3 separate regions of the Homo sapiens genome follow, and regions 1 and 3 are each linked to region 2. A link is a contact called in ENCODE Hi-C or POLR2A ChIA-PET data. All regions are on one chromosome and are shown on one strand. The core of a region is the stretch at or near the end of the contact, and the rest is flanking DNA. Distances in the headings are between cores, read along the strand shown. Region 1 has its middle 44 kb from the start of TAF1B. Region 2 holds the start of ASAP2 (ArfGAP with SH3 domain, ankyrin repeat and PH domain 2). Region 3 holds the start of TAF1B (TATA-box binding protein associated factor, RNA polymerase I subunit B).

The links. A loop is a pair of places that touch in the nucleus more often than their neighbours do. ChIA-PET counts read pairs that join two places held with the same protein, here RNA polymerase II (POLR2A). Pooled maps may share reads with other maps.
Region 1: a loop to region 2 is called in a map of CD4-positive, alpha-beta memory T cell, with 11 times the contacts of the local background. The contact joins the enhancer-like site here to the promoter of ASAP2 in region 2. A Hi-C loop is called at or near these places in 2 of 168 maps with a recorded cell type or tissue (CD4-positive, alpha-beta memory T cell and naive thymus-derived CD4-positive, alpha-beta T cell), 1 of 37 single-sample maps with no recorded cell type and 8 of 50 pooled maps. POLR2A ChIA-PET finds 5 or more read pairs at or near these places in 2 of 52 experiments (MCF 10A and activated T-cell).
Region 3: a map with no recorded cell type shows a loop between it and region 2 (4-fold over the local background). The contact joins the promoter of TAF1B here to the promoter of ASAP2 in region 2. A Hi-C loop is called at or near these places in 1 of 37 single-sample maps with no recorded cell type and 2 of 50 pooled maps. POLR2A ChIA-PET finds 5 or more read pairs at or near these places in 2 of 52 experiments (H1 and activated CD4-positive, alpha-beta T cell).

The regions. Positions count from the first base shown.
Region 1 is chr2:9,797,988-9,800,687 of GRCh38, reverse strand. No RefSeq gene overlaps it. Among named protein-coding and RNA genes, the nearest start is that of TAF1B, 44 kb to the left of the region's middle. RefSeq lists enhancers at 1-36, 37-872. Within about 2 kb of position 1,292, at least 13 of the 41 ENCODE cell types and tissues checked have a DNase peak (open chromatin) inside an H3K27ac peak, as active enhancers do.
Region 2 is chr2:9,205,372-9,208,071 of GRCh38, reverse strand. It overlaps ASAP2 (ArfGAP with SH3 domain, ankyrin repeat and PH domain 2), which reads right to left and starts at 1,260. Exons shown (of 28, transcript NM_003887.3): 1 at 842-1,260. The coding sequence starts at 967. RefSeq lists enhancers at 248-1,178, 1,179-2,111 and silencers at 1,541-1,724, 1,471-1,730.
Region 3 is chr2:9,842,077-9,844,776 of GRCh38, reverse strand. TAF1B (TATA-box binding protein associated factor, RNA polymerase I subunit B) reads right to left here and starts at 1,303. Exons shown (of 15, transcript NM_005680.3): 1 at 1,218-1,303. The coding sequence starts at 1,235. RefSeq lists a silencer at 943-1,022.

The DNA of each region.
Region 1 (2,700 bases), core at 43-2,542, 590 kb before region 2:
AGGCTTCAAAAAGAGGACAAGCCCCCAGTGGACTCCACTCAAGCTGGGCTCCGAGAGGCTTAGGAGGCTTCCAGGTTCCACTGGCAGTGGGTATGAAAATCCCTTTGCTACAAGTATTCTGAAGCCATGCCTGAATTTCTCCCATTCATTCACTCATTCATTCACTCTTCATTCATTCATTCATTCATTCATTCATTCATTCATTCATGCCTGCCTGCTCATCTATGCTTGAGTGGAACAGGCCCAGCTGATGTCCTGTGTGTACCCGGCACAGCTGCCACAGCTCCCAGCCCATCCACTCTGCCAGCCCACCTGGCCCCACAGGGCCAGGCCTGCAGGTGTCCTCTCCCAGGCAGGGGGCAGAGGAGGCAGCTCACTTCAAAGGGCCCCTGGCTTTGCCTGGGTCACAGTCTGGAGCTCCCCACTAAGAGCCGAGAAGCGTGGCCCTACAGAGGGTCCCAAAGCCTGAGGAAGGGAAGATAGGGAACTGCCCAGAATTGGGTAGCACTACTTCCCCATTTTACAGACGAGGAAACTACAACTTAGAGAGAAGAGGTTTCTGGCCCAAAGTCACACAAAGTCAAAATTGGACCCTGGTCAACATGGAAGGGGAGGGAGTGGAAAAGAGATGGCAGGGGAATGGAAGGGAAGGAAGAGAAAAGAAGTCTCTGGAATCGGCATGGGAAATGAAGAGACTCCCCCAAGGCCCTGTCCTCATTTACCCTCTGCGCCTGGCCCTTCCCTGCCCTGCCGGCTGGATGTCCAGGGACCCACCCAGCCCGACCTGCTCTCTGCCGCGCTGCTCACACTCGGCTGCTGTGCGCTCCTGCCCTCTGGTGGCAAGATCTGGAAGCGCGTTGTCACTGCATCCCAGCACCTCTAGAGGGGAAACTAGGAGCAAGTCAGTTCACCACCCACTGTGTGCAAGACACTGAGCTGGAGACCTAGGGAGGAGGGAACACAGCCCCGTTTCTGAGAGTGCAAAGTTTAGGGGACAAGACAGACAGGCAAACAGACCACGGCAACACAATGAGATAGGGACTTGGCTGGGGGAAGCTCAGGTTGTTTTAAACCTAAAACAAGCAGCCCCCAAATCTATGAGGAAGAGCCTGCCTAGCAGAAGGTCCCACCATGCCCAGGAACATTTGGGCAGCACCTGCTCTGAGGGCTCTGGGCTGCCTGGCTGGGGTGGGACAGACCCAGAGTCCTTTCTGATCTGTCTGCAGCGAGAGCCCTGGAGCCAGAGGGGACCCGAGGAGGTTTGCAGGCTGTGGTCTGGGCAGGAAGGAAGGGCTGAGGTCCCCACCCTTCTTCTCCCTTTCTTAACCTAGTGCAGACCCAGCTGAAGCCAGCCTCACAGGGTTAACAAGAACTGCGGACAGTCATATAGCTATAATTAAGCATTCATCAGGCTGTACTTTGACCCACTTCCTTGTAACCAAAAGTCACGTAGCCCTAGGTACGGACAGTTCACATCCCCATGGTTCCTATTGATAGGATCTCTGACCTTAGAATCATAGGAATTTTGTTTAAGAATTGCTTAAGCAGATCCTGAATTCCATCAGAACAGCTGATGCCAACCAGCTCGAAGACCCCCACAGAGGAACGGAATCCGCGTGACAGTGAGGTTTCTTCATCTCCTTGTCCCGTGACTGCACTCTTCGACCAATCAAGGACCTCCACACTTTGACCCACTTCAAAACCCTTAAAAATTCGAGCCCCGAACTCCCTGGGGAGATGATGGATTGGGGGTTTCCTCCCATCTCCTCACTTGGTGGCCCTGCATTGATTAGACCTCTCTCTCTGCTGCAATGCGGCATCTTGCATATTGACTTCCTGCACGGGTCAGGCCATGAACCTATTACGGTTCCAGAGCTTCAGGCTGGAGAGGCAGAGTGACAAGAGGGTTCAGTAGAAGGCTGGGAGCCAGACTGCCTGGGGTCTTAACAGCAATTGCGTCCTCTGGGCTTCAGTTTTCTCTTGTGTGAAAAGGTAATAAGAACAGTGCCCACCTCTGAGGGTCGCCCTGAGGGTTAAACACACTGATACAGAGAAAGTGGGCAGAATGGTGTTTGGCCCATGGTCAGGGCTGATCATATCTGCTCTTGCCAATAATGCCAACTCACCAGCATCCAGCCCTCCTTTCTTTGGAAGAGTTTCCCATCTCACTCTCATGGCAGATAGTACCACCCAGAGTAGGTGCAGAGGCCCAGAGAGAGGAGGTGTCTCACGTGAGGTCACTGGGCGAGCAGCAACTGTGTTGAGCCTGGCACCCAGGCCTCTGGGCCTAGAGGTTGCAGCCTGGATTCCCAGCCCCCTTGTGTACCTTCTGGGCATCCCTGACTTCCGAGTCCCTGAACTGCCCTCCTCAGTGAGGAGTCTACTTTGCTACTTATTAACAGACTCTCTCACAGGACTGCTGGGCAGGTGCAGCCAGTTTCAGAGTCGCAGCATCCATAGCATTTGCTGAAGCATTGGCTACAGGCAACACCTGTATTGCATTTGTCTTCCTGGAAGATAATGAGCTCTAAAGCTTCACTGTGAAAAGTGTGGTCCCTGAGCCAGCAGCATTGGCCTCACCTGGGAGCTGGTTAGAACTGCACAATCATAGGCCCCTCCCAGACCTACAGAACTGGAATCTGCAGTTTAATGAGAGCCCCAGGCAGTATGTGTGCACCTTACCGATTGCCAGGGAAGGGT
Region 2 (2,700 bases), core at 11-2,510:
CCCTGGACTCACAGACTCTGCCCCTTTCCCCACGGCTTTAATTTTCAACCAAGCTTCTTCGTTCCTACGTGTTCCTCTCCCCAGGACCTGGAGAGCGTACTGCTTAGCAGCTAGGCGTGATGACTTTGCACCTTGAGAGCACTTTACTAAAACCAGGCCTTTTCCAGGTTGAGGGGGAAGGGCGGCATTCCGGGTTCAAGCAGGTGAGACCCAGGTAACCGGGGAGCGGCTCCTGGAGGCTTCTTGGACCCAGAAGCGCCGACTCTCACACACCTTGCCCGCAGTTCCTTCTCCGGGCACGGGTGGAGCGCAGCCAGGCCGCCCTGGCTGAGGCGGGCACGCCTTCCCGGGCAGCCCGGGATGCCCCGGACCCGCGGACCCGAGGGTGGGGGCCCTGCGGCGCTCGGGGGCTGCGGCGGGGAGCTCGGAGCGCGGAGCTGCCCCCGCCGGTCCACTTCAAGAACAAGTTGATAAGGTCCGCACCGGGTACCAAAGACCCCGGGCGGCGGCGGGCGGCGGCGGGCAGCGGGATCCCCCGCTCGCCGCGGACCCCGACTCTGGACAAAGTTGGCCGCGCTGCGGGGAAAAGACCAGGCCGCGGAACCCCGCGAGGGCCACGAGGCCGAGAGAGGGGAGGTCTTAAAGAGGCCCAAGGTGGCCATCACCCATCTCCTCCGAGCCACCTAGGCGGGAACAAAGGGCTTCTGTCTCGGGCAGGGTTGGCCCGGCCGCGTCCGGCTTCGGAGCAAAGAAAGTTTTCTCGGGATGCGGATGCGGGAGCGGCGGGCGGGGCTGGGGCGCGGGATACCTGCGGCCGGAGCCGCCGCGCAGGCCGCCTCACCTCCTCGATGGCCGCCACAGTGTTCCGGCACTGCGCCGTGCGGGTGGTGAAGCTGGAGGCCGTGGGCGCCTTGTAGTCCTCATGGGTCTCGGCCACGAATTCCGACACGGAGATCTGGTCCGGCATCGCCTCGGCGCGAGGGCGCTGGCGCACAGCCGCAGGGGCGCCGCCGCCTCAACTGCCGCAGCAGGCTCCGACCGCCGCTCGGACACCGCCGCTGCCGCCGCCGCTCCGGCCCGCGGACAAAGGGGAGCGCCGGGCGCGGGAGCCGCGCGGGGCCTGGCGGCGGAGCAGGGGCGGCGCGCAGCCCCGCGCAGCTCGGCCGGTCCGCCCGCCTGCGCGCCGAGGGCTCCGAGTCCGCTGCCGCCGCGTCCTCTCAGAGCGAGCCCCGAGGCGGGCGCGCACAGCCGGCGGGAACTACCCGCCACCCAGCCGCGGGCCCCGACGCCTCCCGCGGAGAGGGGCGGGTCCGGGCCGGGGGCGGCGGCCGGCCGGGCGTGGGGCGGGGCGGCGGGAGGACCGGGCCGCCAATCGGCGCGCTCGCCGCTGCCGCGCCGCCGGGAAGCGGATCCCGCAGGAAGGAAGGCGGCGCGCGCCCCGGCCCGCCGAGCCGTTCCTGGCCGCCGCGCGCCGCATTGTCTCGGCGTTCCGGGCCCCGCGCGCCGCGCCCATGCCCCGCCCCCAGCCGGCCCGAGGCCCCGACTCCGACCCGCTGCCCGCGAGGGTGCGTGTGGAGGTGCGCCCCGCCGGAGTCCGGCCTTGTGCGCGCCAACCGCCCCCCGCCCACGGCGCGGAGCACCTCTGGGCTCCCCACTTGAACGGCGGGCCGCGCCGGCCCATGAGGAAAGCGGGGTGCGGAGCTCGCCCCCTGCCGGAGGATGCGCTCCGCCGGCGGGCACCCTGCGGGGACCACAGCCGGACGCCAGAAGTGACCTGACCGTGAATGTGCGCTTTGCGTGCAGTCATTGCATCGTCGCAGGCCTAGGAGACAGATGAAGAGATGGGTGCTTATTTTATATAGGGGACACAGTGTGCCCAAGAGCACAAGATAAACGGCCGGGTGGGGATTCAAACCCATGTTCCCTGACTCAAGTGTGAGTGCTTCAGAGCGGTGAGGGGCCCCTACTAAAAGTCCCAGTCGCGTTTCCTAGGCTGCCCAATGATAGGTATTCTCGGTTATAGTTTTAGGGTACTAGGCCAGGACCCACCCTGGGAAGGCTGCTGAACGCCCTGAAGTGGTATTCCCGCAGGCAGAGGAGGGAACCGAGGGGGTGCAGGAGGAGGAGGAGGGGGAGAACGTGCTACAGCAGCCAGCCAACCTCACACAAAACCGGGCCAGTAAAGGGTTCGAACTGGTACCGATTTTTATTTACAGCTCTTAAGGAAATTCTCGGTTATACTGAAAAATCCAGAAGCTCTGAAGATACCAGTCAAATAAAATCACACCCTATAACTCTACACCAGACTTGTGGCATGGTTTCTGTAGCTGCCAGCGGTAAAACCAAGAGAAACTTTACAAAAACCTTTTGTGCATCTGAAAAGGAGGAAGTGTGAGAGACACTGGAAATTCAATATGTCAGACAAAGCCGTCTCCTGACACTGCAGGACAGTAGACCAGTCAAACAATCTTTTTAAAGCCCCCATGTAAGAAGTTGCTATATGAGGTGGCAGCTTGGGTCAGACATTATGTATGGCCTTTGGTATTTTAGTAGCACTGCATGTAAAATTTAACTTTCTAAAATCGCTGTATTCGTGGATAGCTTTTATCATTGCACTAGACAACAAGTTACAATTTAAAAATTGTATCTGTTTCTTTTTATGTTTTTTGATCCTTTTGGTGTCTGAAGTTTTCCTCTATT
Region 3 (2,700 bases), core at 54-2,553, 640 kb before region 2:
GGGTATCAACTATGTGTGTACCAGGCTTTTTACTAGGTGCTGGGGATTCAATGGTGAGCAAAACAGACCAGACATGATCCCTAGTCTGGGTATACGCTAGCTAATGGTGAGTTACAATTATTCATTTCATCAGCCTAGCATTTACAGAAGTTAGCCAACCATCATCAGTAAACATTTTTTAAGCCTCTACTATAAGACCGTACTGCTCCTGTATATACAGGCCTAATTCTCTGATCCCCAACTCTTTGGAGTTTGACTTGTTGTTAGCATTGATCTAATTATCGAGTATCATTTAATACCATCAAAGCGTGTGCCATTTGGCCGAGGGCGGGGGATCACCCCTATAATCCCAGCACTTTGCGAGGCTGAGGCAGGAAGATCGCCTGAGCCCAGGAGTTCAATACCAGTCTGGACAACATAGCGAGACCCCTGCCCCTACAAAAAATTAAAAAAAAAAAAATTAGCCGGGCTTGGTGGTGCATGTCTGTAGCCCTAGCTCATTGGAAGGCTGAGGCGGAAGGATCTCTCGAGCCCAGGATTCGAGGCTGCAGTGAGCCGTGATCGTGCCACTGTACTCCAGCCTGGGGGAAGAAGTGAGATCTTGTCTCAAAAATAAAAAACAAAAATGTGCCATTTTACGTAGTACCTAAAACAAAACAAAATGCATGCCAAATCAATTTTGGCAACTTGGTAAAGTGTTCAGTGACCCCGTACTAACACTACGATGAATGATAGCTGGACAATTTGGGGAGTTCCCAAACCCGAATTTAGAATCCCTGCTGGAGACAGTGGCAAGGATTCCCGGAGAGACCGACAGGGGTTACCCGGCGGCATCTCAGGTTCCAACCCCTGCCCCTCCCTCACCCACCCCAGCATTAAAGGGAACTTGTGGGTGGTCCAGTCTCGAGGATGAGCCCTGTGGGTGGCCACCCCACAAAACCCACAGCTTCATCCTTAAACACACCCATAACGACAAACACCACACCCTCCCTCCCCCACAACCTCGCCGAGCCAGAAACTCCAGCCTCTTTACCAAAGCCGCGCGCGCATGCGGCCGGCCAGCCCCAGTCCTTAGCCCGCCCTGCAGCCCTCCGCCCCGCCTTCCTCCAGCCGGTGGCGTCGCCGCCCCAACCCGCGGCGTCCTCCGCCGCTCCTCCTCAGCTTCTCTCTCCTCCGGCCCCGGCGATCGTGGCCCGCCAGGTGCACCGCCTCCTTACCGCCTCCTCGAGGTCCATCGCGGCGCCGCGGGAGCTTCCACAGCCGGGACCCGTTACCCGGGTAGCGAGCGCAGCTTCCGGGAAAGGCTGGAGAAGCTTCCGGCCGGAAACGCGAGATCCGCGCCTAGGATTCCGTGCGCCTGCGCGGCAGGGAAACCGCGCGCTCGGGGGCGAGGCTCCGCAAAGCTCGCAGACCCCTCGCGGACTACCTAACTTTCCTACTCTTGAGAACCAAAACCAACCAATAAGAAAGTGGGCGACGCCTACTGCTGAGTGGTTTGATCAAGCTCCGTTCCGACGATCATTCATTCCAAGACAGACTTGCTCCTCCGGCGGCACGGGGGGTCGGACAAGGCCGTGCTCGCGAGCGCGGGCTCTGTCCTCTGTGGGTTCCGCCCTCCGTGGGTTCTGCCCTCCGAGTCTCGCCCCTTGCTGGCTTTTTTAAGGGGAAGCCTCGGGGCTTGGAGGAAAGCTCACGGGCTGTGAGTTAGACCTAGGTTTCTAATCACGGCTCTCCTGCTTACTTGTGCCTCAGTTTACTCCTCTGTAAGAATTAGATGTTATCTGTGAGCCCCTTATAATTGAGTCTCCACCGGGCGTGCTGGTTCACGCCTGTAATCCTGGGGAGGCTGAGTCGGGAGGATTGCTTGAGGCCAGGAGTTGGAGACCAGCCGGGGCAACAAAGCGAGACCCCTTCTCTGCATAAGTAAATAACTGAATAAATAAATGCATGAGTGAATATAATTGAGTCTCAGTAAGTGCTCAATAAATTTAGCTCTTATTGTTTCTTCATCTAACACATTCATTCCTTGTTTTATTTATTAAACAGGAACTGGTTTGTGTCCTGGGGATTCAGCAGTGAACAAAGTAAACAAAAGTCCTTGCCTTCATGGAGATTGTATTCTGATGGGGAGAGACAAAAATAAATAAGGAAAATATGTGGTATGTTAAGTGGTGGTGAGTTCCAAGGAGAAAAATAAAGAGGAGAGGAGAATGGGAACAACAAGGTGATTTCAGTCTGAAATGTGATGTTCAAGAGAGATCTCATTGAGAAGAGGATTTTTGATATAATCGTACATCCCAAGAAGTTAGAAAAAAGATTAAACTGAAAAATAATGGGATGAAGGAAATGTTTAAAAAAGAGAAATTAATAAAAGAGAAAGCAAGCTTCGATAGGCTCCACAAAGGCTTGCTGTGGTGGCTGGTGCCTGTAATCCCATCACTGTGGGAGGCGAAGGCGGGCAGATTGCTGGAGGGCGGGAGTTGGAGACCAGCCTGCCCAACATATTGAGTCCTCATCTCTATAGGCTGGAGTACAATGGTTCAATCTCAGCTCAGTGCAGCCTCCACCTCCCAGGTTCAAGCAATTCTCCTGCCTCAGCCTCCCAAGTAGCTGGGATTATAGGCACGCGCCACGACGCCTGGCGAATTTTTGTATTTTTAGTAGAGACGGGGTTTCACCAGGTTGGCTGGGCTGATCTCG